2 separate regions of the Mus musculus genome follow, and region 2 is linked to region 1. A link is a loop called in an ENCODE intact Hi-C map of the cell type or tissue named here. Cell type or tissue: heart. All regions are shown on one strand. Links, peaks and the distances in the headings refer to the core of each region. The heading gives the core; the rest is flanking DNA.

The links. Hi-C counts contacts between places; a loop is a spot of excess contacts. Peaks named below come from ENCODE experiments on the same cell type or tissue, not always from the same donor. Only the 100,000 strongest peaks of a DNase experiment are listed, where the experiment ranks them.
Region 2: it touches region 1 in a loop (10-fold over the local background); 10 of 42 quality-filtered maps call a loop at or near these places.

The regions. Positions count from the first base shown.
Region 1 is chr6:41,414,477-41,423,193 of GRCm38, reverse strand. It overlaps Tcrb and the pseudogene Gm5409. Among named protein-coding and RNA genes, the nearest start is that of Gm5771, 26 kb to the right of the region's middle. In heart, for the core only: no CTCF peak of the experiment used is centred there; no DNase peak of the experiment used is centred there.
Region 2 is chr6:41,348,482-41,357,198 of GRCm38, reverse strand. Try10 (trypsin 10) reads right to left here and starts at 3,094. Exons shown (of 5, transcript NM_001038996.2): 1 at 2,968-3,094; 2 at 1,588-1,747; 3 at 423-676. The coding sequence starts at 3,007. It also overlaps Tcrb. In heart, for the core only: no CTCF peak of the experiment used is centred there; no DNase peak of the experiment used is centred there.

The DNA of each region.
Region 1 (8,717 bases), core at 358-8,357:
AACACAGAACTGGAAGTCATAATTATATGCAAAGGACCTGTAAGATTAAAAAAAAAAAAACTATGACTAAACGTTATAAATCAAAGACCCTCCAAATCTTCTAAAGATGTTGTAAATTTATATTTTTCAAAATCTACTTTAGTAAGGGCTCATAAATGCTTCAACTTCCTAATAGCCCAGAGACAAAGCAGTAGGGGAGGCAGATGGCTAATATTACATGGGGGACATGTACCTGTTTAAAGCAGTTATTTTGGGTGATTCCAATCTTAATTGTGAGCAGTCCATTCCACTAGCAAAACACCAAGTATCAATAAGCAGCAGTGGCTTGACCAGAAGAAGTCACAAGGCTCCACCAAGCAGCATGGATCCAGGGAATTACAAGAAGCAGCCAGAACACCACCAGAAATTCTTTGGTGCTTTTTCTCTATAAAATCACTATAAGTGAACATTAGAGAAGAAAGCAAGGCTAACAAATACAAGAGCATCATCAGTGAAGACTAGGTGAAAGTTCTATGTAGACACCATATTCAGTGAATTGTGTGGGTTTTGCCTTCAACAATGGAACCCTCCTACCTGTTTGCAGAGAGCAACATGTTATGCTGGCAATTGCATGAATTGCATGGGAATTTCCATGGACACTTTTGGCCAACAACTCCACTGCATATAAAATAGTCCTGGTCCTGAAAACTTCATTTGGTAACATGAGAAGGCCAGTGGGACTCTGTTTCCCTCGTTATTTGGAGACCCCAGTAGGATCACCACTCACTGACAATTTTCATTATCTCTCAATTGAGTGCCCTACATTTAATCTCCCCACTGTCTTACTAGTGTCCCCATCATCTCTTCCATCTAATTCCTTTCCTCCACCCACCTCTAATATATATTTTGTTCTACATTCTGAAACATGGTTTATAACTAATGTCCACTTATAACTGAGTATATACCATGCTTGTCTGTAGGTTTGAAATTTTCAAAAATCTCTTTATTTAGTGTTCTTAAATGCTTCAATTGCCCATTGTCTAGAGGTAAGGGAGATAGAGGGTTAATAGGAAAAGAGTGATGTGGGCCTATTTAGAAGTTCTTTGGGGTACTGGTTAGTTCATAATGTTGTTCCACCTATAGGGTTGCGGATCCCTTTAGCTCCTTGGGTACTTTCTCTAGCTCCACCAATAGCTGACTGTGAGCATCCACTTTTGTGTTTTTTAGGCCCCGGCAAAGTCTCACAAGAGACAGCTATATCTGGGTCCTTTTAGCAAAATCTTGCTAGTGTATGCAATGGTGTCAGCGTTTTTAAGCTGATTATGGGATGGATCCCCGGATATGGCAGTCTCTAGATGGTACCCCGGAGCTCTTGACTCTAGCTGCATATGTATCAAAAGATGGCCTAGTCGGCCATCATTGGAAAGAGAGGCCCATTGGCCATGCAAACTTTATATGCCCCAGTATAGGGGAATGCCAGGGCAAAAAAAAAATGGGAATGGGTGGGTAGAGAAGTAGGGGGGAGGGTATGGGGGACTTTTGGGATCGCATTGGAAATGTAATTGAGGAAAATACGTAATAATATATATATATATATATATATATATATATATATATATATAAGTTCTTTGGGCTATTCTACCCTTCCTTGTTATAATACCAGCACTCCAGTTCAATAGCAAACATGCAACATGAATAGGTAGTGGTCACATGATCCAGGAGTAGCAGCAATGCTCCAGGAAATAGGCACAAATCAGTGGAAGGGGCCAGAATGAGCCAAAAGATCACAAGAAATTTTTTGGTGAGTTTCTCTCTATGAAGTGAAGACCAGTGAAGAAGCAAGATGTTTCAATTCCATTGACCTACCTGTCTGTTTCTGTACCAATACTATGCAGTATTTATTGCTATTGCCATGTACAACAGCTTGAAGTCAGGGATAGTGATGCCTCTAGAATTTCTTTTAGTATTCAAGATTGTTTTAGCTATTATTAGTCTGTTTTTTCCACATGAAAGCGAGAACATAATTTATGAAAAGAAATGTGTTGGAATTTTGCAGGGAATTTCATTGAATCTGTAGATTGCTTTTGGTAATATGGCTATTTTCACTATATTAATCCTAGGGACCCATGAACATCTTCTGATATCTTCTTCAGTTTCTTTCTTGAGAGAGTTGAAGTTCTTGTCATATAGGTCTTTAGTTTGCTTGGTTATAATTATACACATGTATTTTATATTATTTGTGCCTATGATAAAAGATATTATCTCCCTAAGTTTTTTCTCAGATTGCTTATCATGTATATAAAGGAGGGCTACAGATTTCTTCAATTTAATTTTGTGTCTTGCTACTTTCTTGATTCTTTGTGTTGTTTAAGAACCATGGTGACTAATCTCATAGAATGATTTCGGAAATGTTCTTTCAGTTTCTGTTACATGGAATAGTTTGAGGAGTATTGATATTAGCTCTTCTTTGAAAGTCTAGTAGAAATTTGCACTAAAACCATCTGGCCCTGGGCTTTTGTGGGAGGCTAATGGAGAGACTTTTAATGTCTGCTTTCATTTGCTTAGGGATTATAGAATTATTTAAATAGTCCTGATCAGGAATATAGTATCAGTCATACTTTCCCTTTTGTTGGGAGGTTAAGTAGTTCAAGTACAGAGTGACAGGTTACTGCCAGGTTAGTCATCTTAGCTAGGAAATTGAAACAATCTAAACACCTTTCAAACAAATGAGTATATAATGAAATGTGATACATATATGTGGAAGATTATTTTATTGAAAAAAAATGAGATCATCAACATTTCAGGTCAATGAATGGAACATTGTAAAAGATCTTAACCTAGAAACCAATTGGAAAATGACACATACTATCTATCACTGGAGGCTCCTCTCTGGTACTAGCAATACACCCTTCAAGAGCCAAAGACCATCTAACAAAATGACAATGACCCTGCCTTTGAAAGGTCCTGTTTTGAGATATTCTCAGGGTTTTCAAAAAGACTGCAGAAACACTATGGGCTATTGCTTATTACACTTCTTCTTTGACCCAGAGAGATGGAAGGTAAGTCCCTTTTGTTGAACACACCATGCATTTAAGGCACAGGACCCAGAGGCCCCTGAGCTGATCTGATTTGAATGCCTTCTTTTTGAGGATTGGCTTCTATGATACCAGAAGGTGCTATGCAAGCCTCCAAAGGAGGGAGGCAACAAACAATCACATCCAGCCATGGTGCCTATGAATCACGTTAACTTGTAAAGAAAACTTTCATTCAAGATTTTCCAATTTAAAATATGTTATTTATTCCTGAACAAAATTTTGGTTTATGAAAGTGCTCAGTAAAAAAAAAATCACATGTAAACATAAATGATTATTAAGAACATTTTTAGCATGAACGTTCTACTATGTTTTTCTTCTAATTGCTTTTGTCGTTTCAGCTACTACTGAAATACTATTCCATTCAACATATATGGAGCTGTATGATGCTTGTCACATATCAATGGTAAAGAAAAATGACTTCAAATAAGATATATTTCCCATTGAAAAAAGCAAGAGATCAGACAGAGACACAGAAAGTAAGAAAAATTCAGTTTATTGGCATAGTGACTTCATAGGGATTAGGATGCTTAGTTTGCAGCAATGGTGTTTTGAATCCAGTCCACATAGTTGCAGACCTTGGTGTACACACCAGGGTTGTCCTTCTGGGCACAGCCATAGCCCCAAGAAACAATGCCCTGGAGCTGTCCATTGCAGACCACAGGGCCATCAGAGTCACCCTGGAAGGGAGAAATACAGTATTGAAGGAAGAGGCACAAGGGAAAAGGACCACATTACTCTGACCTGAAGATGCCATTGTAGCCATGCTTTGCCTCCCTTGGTTATCCCATCCTCTGTTCTGGCTGACATGTTGAAATAACCTCCAGAATAGCCCTCCTCACTATTCCATGGAGCCACTACAGGAAACTTCCTGCCTCATACACTTGGGCATGTTAACCCCAATCCTAGGAGAACACATTATTTTTGTGAGAGTGAAGCCAATTACCTGGCAGGAATCTTTGCCTCCCTCCAGGAAGCCAACACAGATCATGTTATTGGTGATCTTTCCAGGGTAGGAGGCCTCACAGTCAGCCTGAGGCAGCAGTGGGGCATCCAGGCATTGGAGCAGGTCTGGGTTGTTCACTTTGAGGAAAAGATAAGAAGGAAAGTGATTCAGACCAGAATAGCCATCAACATACCAGTGGTGAACTTTTTTTTTAAGATTTATTTATTTATTATATGTAAGTACACTGTTGCTGTCCTCAGACACTCCAGAAGAGGGAGTCAGATCTTGTTACAGATGGTTGTGAGTCACCATGTGGTTGCTGGGATTTGAACTCCGGACCTTCAGAAGAGCAGTCAGGTACTCTTACCCACTGAGCCATCTCACCAGCCCAAACTCTTTTCGATAACTGGGCATTATTCTATATATTAAAGCCCAGCAAGAAACATGGATTCCAAAATTGTGATTATTGATGTCATTTATGGAAGTAATAATAGAATTTTTTCATCTGTTCTGTTTACATTCTGTGATCAAGGTCATTTTGTGTGCAACTCTCTCTAATACCCACTGCACAACTCAGTGTACTTGCAATGTATTTGCATCTTAGAATCCAGTGACTTAAGAGTAGAAACCTGATTGGTTCTGGAAAGTTGTAAAGGAAGCCAACAAAGTAGCCTACTCACCGCCAGAGCTCAAGGTGTTGCCCCAGCCAGAGATGAGACACTGAGTGCCAGCAAGTGCACAGGAGCTGGGCATAGCCACAGTGGCCACTCTGGCATTGAGGGTCACAGGAGAAGACAGCTTGATCAGCATGATGTCATTGTCCAGAGTCTTCTTTTTGAATTTAGGATGCTTGACGATGTTGGCAGCATCGATAAACTGCTCATTGCCCTCCAGGACATTAATGTTGTGCTCTCCCAGTCTCACTTGGATGCGGCTGTTGGGAAGAGAAGCATATGAAAGTTCAACTTTCAACTTAGGAGTATTCCTCTTGGACAGATGACTTGGTCTGAGTTATCCCCAGACTGTTGGACCCATGCAGAAGACCTGCTGGTTCATTTCCTGGAACCATATGCTTTCATTTCTGATCATATAGTGGATGAGCAAGGAAGGGGTAATAAACCTTAACCTTACAGAAAAACTTGAAAGACTGGAGACAGAGCTACTGCTGGAGGAAGAAAGAGGACATTGGAGTTTTGATAGGGCAAAAAATGATCCTTAGTGGTGGGATTCACAGTCTCTCCATTAACCCCAAGTAACTCAGAGTTATTGAGCTCTTTTTGCTGAATATATCTGGAATGGGGAAGAGGACTTGCCTAATATCACAGAAGTAGAGTTGTGATGTGCAACTACAATTGTGAAACCCAATTACTCTCTGCTTCAAAAGGTGTGGGGGGGAACAAAATATGATTGGCATGAAAGACTGCTGTGGGAATCTCCTCAAAACTACATCTCCCCCCTTTGCATACACATACTTCCTTGTTTCTTCATTTGTCCTGTCTCTTTGCAAAATGTAAACCACCTTAAATCCTTTCCTCTTAAGAACTATTATTCTGATAGGTCTGGTCAAATTTGGGATAAGATAGTTTTGATCCATGTAGCTTTGTTAACTTGAAATTTGCTATGAATTTACTTTCTAGGTTCTTTTCCTGGACTTTCTCAATAAACTGTCTGAAACTGATGTTCATTCACGTCTGATACTATCTGGTATAGAAACTAACTCTGACTTCTCTCTATATGATAAAATTAGTCAAAAGATAATGTTTTAGTACACTTACAGACTGTTGACATTCACTGAAAACTCTGAGTTTAGAACACAGTATTAGTCTTTGAGATAGTCTTTTTGTGACTTCGAATTTGGTTTTTTTTATCCTAAAGTCAATTTTCCTTGCCTTCAATATGTATATCATTAATTTATTTTTGATTGTTAGGAATGTGAACGGTTTCTTATTCTGTACTCTTCCCAAACTCATAAAAATGTGTCAGTTGGTAATCTTTCCCTTCTGACTACTGCTGTTTACTTTACAACCTTAGTTCTTGCCTGATCTTATACTGTGTCTGCAGAAAGGCCAAATTTTTATTCTGTACCGTTAGGGACTACCACTTATGAGTTGTAGCAGTGAGCTGCAGACACCACCCACTGGTCATTGATGAGGGAATCTCCACAGAAGTGGTAGCCAGAGTTCAGGGACACCTGGTAGGGAACAGAATTCTCTCGGCAGGTGTATCCTCCAACAATCCTGTCATCATCATCCACAGGGAAAGCAACTTCAATTTTAAAAAAATAGATTATTGTGGAGAAAATTCATGAAGGTGCTGGAAGGTGACTCCTTCAGGCCTCTGACTAGGTATCCTTAAAGAGTGCAATAATAGAAGGTAAGAAGATAACACCGTATCCCTGTAGGCAAAAATAAATATTTGCCCAACATAGAGAGCACTGTAGAGGAATACTCCTAAATTGAAAGTTAAAATTCTCATTATGCTGAATATTATCATCTTAAATTTACAGTAGCAAAGTACTCTGTAGGTGACTACATTTTGATGGGTTACCAGGGAAAGGGCAAGTGATGTTCTCAGCTTGCAGGAATAGGATGCAGAGATGGTTGATTCACTACCTCCCTTGATCTCTCATTGATGTGTCTTACAGTGCTTAAAAAGCTTAATGCAGTTTGAACTGCATCTTCAAAATATCCTGAAAATATAGAGATTAATGTACCCACAAGCTTTATAGTTCATCTGCACATTAAGGACAAAGAGAGAGTAGGGTTTACATAGGACAGAGGAATGTGATGTTATTCTAGAAGATAATTGTTTTTTAAGTTTAATTGCATGTTTATGTATTCAACACATTGTAGTATTTAATATAATAATATATATATATATACATATATATATATATATATATATATATATATATAGAGAGAGAGAGAGAGAGAGAGAGAGAGAGATGTGACATTAAGTACCTGCAAACAAACTCAAAGACAAAAATCACATGATCATCTCCTTAGATGCGGAGAAAGATTTCGACAAAATCCAACACCCATTCATGATAAAAGTCTTGGAAAGATCAGGAATTTGAGGCCTATACCTAAACATGATAAAAGCAATCTACAGCAAACCAGTAGCCAACATCAAAGTAAATGGTGAGAAGCTGGAAGCAATCCCCCTAAAATCAGGGACTAAACTAGGCTGCCTACTTTCTCCCGACCTACTCAGCATAGTACTTGAAGTCCTAGCCAGAACAATTCTACAACAAAAGGAGATCAAGGGGATACAATTTGGAAAGGAAGAAATCAAAATATCACTTTTTGCAGATGATATGATAGTATATATAAGTGACCCTAAAAATTCTACCAGAGAACTCCTAAACCTGATAAACAGCTTCAGTGAAGTAGCTGGATATAAAATTAACACAAACAAGTCAATGGCCTTTCTCTACACAAAGGATAAACAGGCTGAGAAAGAAATTAGGGAAACAACACCCTTCACAATAGTCACAAATAATACAAAATACCTTGTGGTGTCTCTAACTAAGGATTGAAAGATCTGTATGATAAGAACTTCAAATCTCTGAAGAAAAAATTAAAGAAGATCTCAGAAGATGGAAAGATCTCCCATGCTCATGGATTGGCAGGATCAATATAGTAAAAATGTCTATCTTGCTGAAAGCAATCTACAGATTCAATGCAATCCCCATCAAGATTCCAATTCAATTCTTCATGAAGTTAGAAAGGGCAATTTGCAGGTTCATCTGGAATAACAATAAACCTAGAATAGCAAAAACTCTTCTCATTGAGAAAAGAACCTCTGGTAGAATCACTATGCCTGACCTAAAGCTGTACTACAGAGCAATTGTGATAAAAACTGCATGGTACTGGTATAGCGACAGAAAAGTAGAACAATGGAATAGAATTCAAGACCAAGAAATGAAACCACACACCTATGGTCACTTGATCTTTGACAAGGAAGCAAAAACCATCCAGTGGAAAAAAGACAGCATTTTCAACAAATGGTGCTGGCACAACTGGCTGTTATCATGTAGAAGAATGCAAATTGATCCATTCCTATCTCCTTGTACTAAGGTCAAATCTAAGTGGATCAAGGAACTCCACATAAAACCAGAGACAGTGAATCTTTTAGAGGAGAGAGTGGGGAAAAGCCTCGAAGATATTGGCACAGGGGAAAAATTCCTACATAGAACAGCAATGACTTGTGCTGTAAAATAGAGAATTGACAAATGGAACCTCATAAAATTGCAAACTCCTGCAAGGCAAAAGAAACCGTCAATAAGACAACAAGGCCACCAACATATTGGGAAAGGTCTTTAGCTATTCTAAATCAGACAGGGGACTAATATCCAATATATATAAAGAACTCAAGAAGTTGGGCTCCAGAAAATCCAATAACCCCATTAAAAAATTGGGCTTAGAGCTAACAAAGAATACTCACCTGAGGAATACCAAATGGCTGAGAAGCACCTGAAAAAGTGTTCAGCATCCTCAATCGTCCAGGAAATGCAAATCAAAACAACCCTGAGATTTCACCTCACACCAGTTAGAATGGCTAAGATGAAAAATTCAGGTGACAACAGATGCTGAAGAGGATGTGGAGAAAGAGGAACACTCCTCCATTGTTGTTGGGTTTGCAAGCTTGTACAACCACTCTGGAAATCAGTCTGGCGGTTCTTCAAAAAACTGGACATA
Region 2 (8,717 bases), core at 172-8,171, 66 kb after region 1:
AGACACTCCAGAAGAGGGAGTCAGATCTTGTTACAGATGGTTGTGAGCCACCATGTGGTTGCTGGGATTTGAACTCAGGACCTTTGGAAGAGCAGTCGGGTACTCTTACCCACTGAGCCATCTCACCAGCCCGAACTGTTTTTGATAACTGGGCGTTATTCTACATATTAAGGCCCAGCAAGAAACATGGATTCCAAAATAGTGATTATTGATATCATTTATGGAAGTAATAATAGAATTTTTTCATCTGTTCTGTTTACATTCTGTGATCAAGGTCATTTTGTGTGCAACTCTCTCTAATACCCACTGCACATCTCAGTGTACTTGCAATGTATTTTCATCTTAGAATCCAGTGACTTAAGAGTAGAAACCTGAATGGTTCTGGAAAGTTGTAAAGGAAGCCAACAAAGTAGCCTACTCACCGCCAGAGCTCAAGGTGTTGCCCCAGCCAGAGATGAGGCACTGAGTGCCAGCAGCTGCACAGGAGCTGGGCAGAGCCACAGTGGCCACTCTGGCATTGAGGGTCACAGGAGAAGACAGCTTGATCAGCATGATGTCATTGTCCAGAGTCTTCTTTTTGAATTTAGGATGCTTGATGATGTTGGCAGCATCGATAAACTGCTCATTGCCCTCCAGGACGTTGATGTTGTGCTCTCCCAGTCTCACTTGGATGCGGCTGTTGGGAAGAGAAGTGTATGAGGATCTTCCTCTCCATTAACCCCAAGTAGCTCCGAGTCATCGAACTCTTTTTGCTGAATATATCTGGAATGGGGAAGAGGACTTGCCTAATATAACAGAAGTAGAGTTGTGATGTGCAACTACAATTGTGAAACCCAATTACTCTCTGCTTCAAAAGGTGGGGGGGGGGGGGAGCAAAATATGATTGGCATGAAAGACTGCTGTGGGAATCTCCTCAAAACTACATCTCCCCCCTTTGCATACACATACTTTCTTGTTTCTTCATTTGTCCTGTCTCTTTGCAAAATGTAAACCACCTTAAATCCTTTCCTCTTAAGAACTATTATTCTGATGGGTCTAGTCAAATTTGGGATAAGATAGTCTTGATCCATGTAGCTTTGCTACTTCCAATTTGCTATGAATTTACTTTCTAGGTTCTTTTCCTAGACTTTCTCAATAAACTGGCTGAAACTGATGTGTATTCAGGTCTGATACTATCTGGTATAGAAACTAACTCTGACTTCTCTCTATATGGTGAAATTAGTCAAAAGATAATGTTTTAGTACGCTTACAGACTGTTGACATTCACTGAAAACTCTGAGTTTAGAACACAGTATTAGTCTTTGAGATAGTCTTTTTGTGACTTCGAATTTGGTTCTTTTTATCCTAAAGTCAATTTTCCTTGCCTTCAATATGTATATCATTAATTTATTTTTGATTGTTTAGGAATGTGAACGGCTTCTTATTCTGTATACTTACTCTTCCCAAACTCATAAAAATGTTTTAGTTGGTAATCTTTCCCTTCTGACTACTGCTGTTTACTTTACAACCTTAGTTCTTGCCTGATCTTATACTGTGTCTGCAGAAAGGCCAAATTTGAATTCTGTACCATTAGGGACCACCACTTACGACTTGTAGCAGTGAGCTGCAGACACCACCCACTGGTCATTGATGAGGGAACCTCCACAGAAGTGGTAGCCAGAGTTCAGGGACACCTGGTAGGGAACAGAATTCTCTCGGCAGGTGTATCCTCCAACTATCTTGTCATCATCATCCACAGGGAAAGCAACTTCAATTAAAAAAAAAAGATCATTGAGGAGAAAATTCATGAAGGTGCTGGAAGGTGACTCCTTCAGGCCTCTGACTAGGCATCCTTAAAGAGTGCAATAATAGAAGGCAAGAAAGAAGGCAAGAAGGTAACACTGTATCCCTGTAGGAAAAAATAAATGTTTGCCCAACATAGAGAGACTGTAGAGGAATACTCCTAAATTGAAAGTTAAAATTCTCATTATGCTGGACATTATTATCTTAAATTTACAGTAGCAAAGTACTCTGTATGTGACTACATTTTGATGGGTTACCAGGGAAAGGGCAAGTGATGTTCTCAGCTTGCAGGAATAGGATGCAGAGATGGTTGATTCACTACCTCCCTTGATCTTTCATTGATGTGTCTTACAGAGCTTAAATAGCTTAATGCAGTTTGAACTGCATCTTCAAAATATCCTGAAAATATAGAGATTTTAATGTACCCACAAGCTTTATAGTTCATCTGCATATTAAGGACAAAGAGAGAGTAGGCTTTACATAGGACAGAGGAATGTGATGTTATTCTGGAAGATAATTGTTTTTTAAGTTTAATTGCATGTTTATGTATCCAATACATTGTAATATTTAATATATAATATATATGATATATATACACGTATTATATATATATATATACATATATATATATATATATATATATATATATATAGAGAGAGAGAGAGAGAGAGAGAGAGATATGCAACATTAATTACCTGCAGGTACAGAGGGCCTAGGCAGAGCCACAGTGACCACTCTGGCATTGAGGGTCACAAGGGAAGATTTTATATATATATACATAAATGCCCATCCTAATAAAAAGTCATTGTTCCAGACTCCTAAGGTTAGAATTTTAAGATAATAATTTCTAGTATAATGAAGAGTACAACTTTCAACTTAGGAGTATTCCTCTTGTACAGATGACTTGGGCTGAGTTATCCCCAGTCTGTTGGACCCATGCAGAAGACCTGCTGGTTCATTTCCTGGAACCATATGCTTTCATTTCTGATCACATATTAGATGAGCAAGGAAGGGGTAATAAACCTTAACCTTACAGAAAAACTTGAAAGACTGGAGACAGAGCTACTACTGCTGGAGGAAGAAAGAGGACATTGGAGTTTTGATAGGGCGAAAAATGATCCTTAGTGGTGGGATTCACAGCTTCTATAAGAAAGAACAGGACCCAAGTTAAATCATGGAACTTACCAGCTGCTCCCACAAGGGCCAGGAACAGGAGTGTACTCATTGTGACAGCAGGCAGTGAACACTGTGGGAAAGCTTGCCTTTATACCCCAGTGCAGGGAGAAGGAGATACTAAGGGGAGGGCTCCGTCTGCTACTACAGGAGCACACCTGTAGCTTTCCCCTTTCCAGAGACTCACATTATCACTGCTTTGTTTGACTTTTCTGTAGGTAGGTTAGGGACATGTGATAAGGAAAATTTTCTTCTTGGCTCAGAGAAGGATAACTGTTGATTCTTGAAAGGAGGCTTAGCAAAAAATAAAAATAAAAATAATTAAAAAATGGTCTTCTTAGGAAGATATAAAGAGGTTAGATAGTAAAGAATGGCCTTCTTACCAAGAAGGGGGACAATATTTAAAATGTAAGTAAATAAAATAATTAATAAAAAGAATGGCCTAATTTATTAGATATACCCTAACCTCATTGGAAATTATTTGTCGAAGACCTGGTACTATTAGGTGGGAAATATCTACAAAGCAGTCCCATATCCAAGGCTCAGGACCATTGTTGAAGAAGGAGTAATACAACTCTAAGAGCCAAGAGATTAGGGAGTTTTCCAAGGGATTGTCTCCTTTAATAATATCAGAAGATGCACCCATAGTCACATAAAGTCCTAAATATTAAGTGAACACATACTACACTAATGGCCACACCATTGTCGATCAGAAAAAACAAACAAACAAACAAACAAACAAAAACTCTAAAGTGGTTTAAGCCTACACAAAGAACAAGAGGAAACTAAGGAAGACTGGGATTGGAATACGTGATCTTCCCAGGGAAGAGCACACTAAGCACACCAATTGGTTATCCAGTGGCAAATAGTCAGGCTTGAAAACATACAAATAAATAAGTTATACAGAACAAGCAGATTATATTCAGAAATATTCACATTCATACTTATATATGTATATATGAACATAATGCATCTCTGGATGCTGTTTCTTATTTATTTGTTCCTGGCCTCATTCATAAGTGGAATGTCTGTCACATTGCCATGTCTGCTGGGATTTGCAGACTGTTTACATAATTTCATTTTTCAGTATCATGTGTGAGGTATAGATTTTGTTTATGGTTACTCCTCCCTCCCTCCCTCCCTCCCTCCCTCCCTCCCTCCCTCCCTTCTTCCCTTTTTATTTTACTTTTACAACTTATATTAACCCATACATATTATCTATGCCTGCCACATGGTTTCTACCTCTCAGTATCTAATACTGGTCTAGCCTCCTCCTCTCTGTTGGACTGGCACTTTTCAGATTTCCTCTCTGTCCCACCTTCCTTTCTTGCCTTTGCTATAGGCCATAAGCATTGTATTTAAACCAATAAAAAGCTGAGAGAGGAAGTATTTACAAATCACTGATTATTAACAATACCCAAAGCCTGGCTTGTAAGCATATCACTGTTGGTTCAGAAATCAGTATTTGTTTAATAAAGAGATAATCTTTACCCAATGCATAAGACATTACTCCAATATCTACCCCTGTTAGTTCAAAAAAGGTTCTTTCTCTAATATTAATTACATACAATAAGAAAAATTATGAAAACTATCAGGTAAGAATTATATTCACAATGTCCAGTCCATTTGTATTAGTCACCTTTGGATAAAGTGCTCCATTCTCTATCCACTATCTCTATTTTGATGACTTCAAAGTTCTGTCCCTGAATCACTTTCCATCATAACTTGCATTATCAACTTATAAATGTCTTTAAGATCAATTTTGAGATTATAACTATCTAATCTTCAACCCCATCAGACACCTGAGAAGAATAAATATTAGAGAAGGATAAATATTACCTGAATAAACTGAAAGTGCAGGACAAGAAGCTTTCAAAACTACAGAAATTACAGAGGTTGCTTGAAACCTGGAAAGTCACCCAAGTTTTCATTGAAATATAAAGTATCTGTCTTCAGCCTTCTGGACCAGTGTATTTGACAGACTTCTCTGTAAAGCAGGAACTATGAAAGATGTGCCTACCTTGTCCTGGCAAAGTTCATCAGTTGACATTCTTTGTGCCCTGATTGTGCATTGCTGGGAGAGCATTCTGTTCACAACTGAACCAAGGACAGTGGTTTGTTTGTTTGTTTTTTGTTTTTCCAAGTTTCTAGCTTTGCTGTATCTGAAGCATACTCCATAAGGAGGTTCTTGGATGACCATAATATTCATTAAAGTAATATGGAGATGCCACCAAAAGCTGTTGTGTCTCCCTGTCATGAAAAGCATCTTATGAATAAGACATCTTTAAATGCCACATTATGTAGATCTCTGAAGTGTCTGAAGATCATCTGTGAATCTAGAGTATATCTGAATAAGGAAATATTTCTTGTTTCTAGTTATCTATTATCTGTTCATCTTTGAAAACATCTGCAGGAGACTAAATAAAGCTTATTTCTTAAATAAACTAAACCAGTACCTTAGATGACCACAGATTTGATAGATTTATGGCTACCTTTTACTTCTTAATTACTCTAAACAGTTTTCAGTAGCATATTTTAAGGACTAGAATGTCACATTACATTTTTAAATGAGATGCATAGGAACAATACCTCAGAAAAGAGTTAAAACATATAGGCAGTATGTTGTAGCAAAATATAACCTTAATTTGTATCAATTTATAATAATCTAAACCAATGTAAAACTATTTGGCTTGTTGATATTCTTCAGTTTAAATGTAGAGTCAGTAATTTACCGTTTTACTCTATCATTTCTGCATTTCCCCTTTTTCTTTTCATCATTTCTCCCCTTATTTCTCCTAACACTGGATAGAAGACAAAGAGGGATAGAGGAGAGGAAAAACAGATCCCTGAGTATTTATGCCTTCTTTCCTCTGTGACCGAGACCATTAATAAATTGTTACTGACAACCCTTTAAATAATGACAATCATCCACCACACATTGAATGACCAAAACCCACTCACCCCTATCTCTTGAGAATGGGGAGTCATTTTCTAGGATTGCTTCTGGCTGTATATGGGCAATGACATCTTTTGGAGGCCCTATGAAACCTAAGATATTGGCTTAGTACTAGGAAAGCTAGCTGTATCATTTACTGTCCAGTCTCTATGTGACAGGAAAGTGAAGGGCTTAACTCAAGTCCTGGCTGGAACAGTTTGTAAGTCTTGAGTATCTTAGCTAGTCTTTTTAAGTTGTCCTAGATGCAGATTTTTGAGGAAACATAATTCTGGCAATGTGTGCAGCTGGATCACCTGTGATATTTGTCTTATCTTATTTGGTGTCTGGTCCTTTTGCTCTGTAGCCATATAAACCTTTAAAGGCACTATACATTACTGCACTAATACATATGGAATGTGCACAAATCAGCTAAAGATAATTATCTACTCTATGTTTGGCCAAGTGAAATGAATCAAAACTTTATAATACATTTGGAATGTATAGCCAAACTCTAATATAAATTTCCAACCATGCCTCATGAAAAGATGACATGTAATAAAAAATTCCTGAGGACTCTATAGCCAACAAGATCTATTTGCTCTGTGTAGCTGAAGTCCAGGCTGGAGACACTGATATCTCAGCCAGTGTTAGAGCTGTTCCTATGTAGCGGTATCAGCATTCATGTTACCTATTTTGGTGTTTTCCTTAGTTTCTTTCTTCATGTCTGCAAACAAGCTTTACAGGAGGTCTCCTTTAGGCAAATCTAATCTTTATTAGTTATCATGAAATCTACAGCTTTTTTTTTTCTTCTGTTGAAAGAAAGGCAAGTCCTCCCTCCCACCAACACAGCACATTTCTTGCCTTCTACTTTGAAGTTAAGACATCCTTAAAAAAAAATAAGAATGGTTTAATTCAGCAGTTTTTTTTCACATTTAAGTGTCTCAATAACTGTTGGGTTTTGCTCATTAGCATTTACAATATTTATAGTTAATAAAGCACTATGTGATATAACTCTGGGGGTCTTTGTTACCCTTTTCTGTATACTAACCATCTCTTTTAAAGGATAATTATATACTTTTACAACTGTTTGTCCTGTAGAATTGTGTGGTATATCTGTAACGTGCTTTACATTGTATAAAAAGGACAAGATATCCGAGAGGACAAGTATAACATTTTCATTTTACTGAAGAAACATGCTGGAGCATTGTTAGTCTTAATTTGTACAGGCATGCTCATAATAGCCATAACATCTAGTAAGTAAGTTCAGAGTTGGTCTTTCAGAACTTAGAGCTCATTGAAATCCTGGATATGTATCTATACTATGATGCACATACTTCAATTTTCCAAACTCTGCAAAATACAGCCCATCCATTTGATAGATTTTATTTTTATTTTTCAGGATACCCTTTGGGTTATACCCTGCAGGTAATGGAGTTTGCATAGAACAGATACAATATTTCCATATAATTTTCATGTTTTGTTGCCAATGGATAGAAATATCTTTCTTCAAACTTTTGCTGTTAACATGGTGTTTCCTATGAAATTCTGAAACTTTTACTGCCCTTTGTATTAAGAGATGGTCTATCTCATCGTTACCTTGTGCCTGAGGCCTTCCTTGTTGGGATATGATATGATATGATATGATATGATATGATATGATATGTGATTGGGTTGCCTCACTCAGGATGATATATATATATATATCATATCATATCCCATATATATATATGTTATACAGATCAGATGACTTCTATTTCAGCTTGTTGTAGTTGAATATATAGTGATGTTAATTCTGAATCATTCTGAATAAGTTTAGCACTTTCTATGTGCAAAACAACTCTTTCCACACATTAAGAGTCAGTGACCTTATTAAAAGATCCAAGAAAATTTAATAGTACAACTCTGATTCTTGAATTGAATCACACAGGCTCTGAGACACTTTACTTGTTTTTTTCTGACATATAATCTCACTTTTCTGATTAACCTGCAACATTATAGAATGAAGGGGTTTCAGGTTGGTGTTCATTTTGTCGTCTGAAGGAAAATCCAAATTGGTTCTTTTACAAATTGCAGTCTTTTACTCTTGGTTATTTGCTGTTAATTTCTCCCCCAAATTACCATAAGCTTTTTACCAACGTTCATCTTATACAAATAACGAGGCAATTTCAGTATTAGTAAAGGTACGACAATTTCTGATGGGTCTACTCCTGTTAATTGTCAAAGTCCCATTTTTTCCTTTTAGAATCAATTCAGGTCTTTAATTTTTTACCTGTTCATGTGCTAAAAATATCCATTATCTTCTCACTACATAAGAGTCCTTGTGGGAGAATGAATAGAAGTAAACTAAATATAAATAAATATAAGCCAATATAACTATATACAATATAAGTAAAATACAAGCCATCACTGGATCCTAACAGTCTACATGTGCACCTTGCAATATCTTTTTTTTTTTAGATATCTTATTTATTTACATTTCAAATATTATCCCCTTTCCTGGTTTCCCCTCCAACAACCCCCTATCACATTCCCCTCCCCCTGCACACCAACCTACCCAGTCCTGCTTCCCTGTCCTGGCATTACCCTACACTGGGAAATCAAGGCTTCACAGGATCAAGGGACTATCCTTCCATTGATGACCAACTAGGCCATCCTCTGCCACATATGCAGCTGGAGCCATGGGTCTCCCCTCTTTGGTTGGTAGTTTAGTCCCTGGGAGCTCTGGGTGCACTGGTTGGTTTTTGTTTTTGTTCCTCCTAAGTGGCTGCAAACCCCTTCAGCTCCTTCAGTCCTTTCTCTAGTTCCTCAATTGGGGATCCTGTGATCA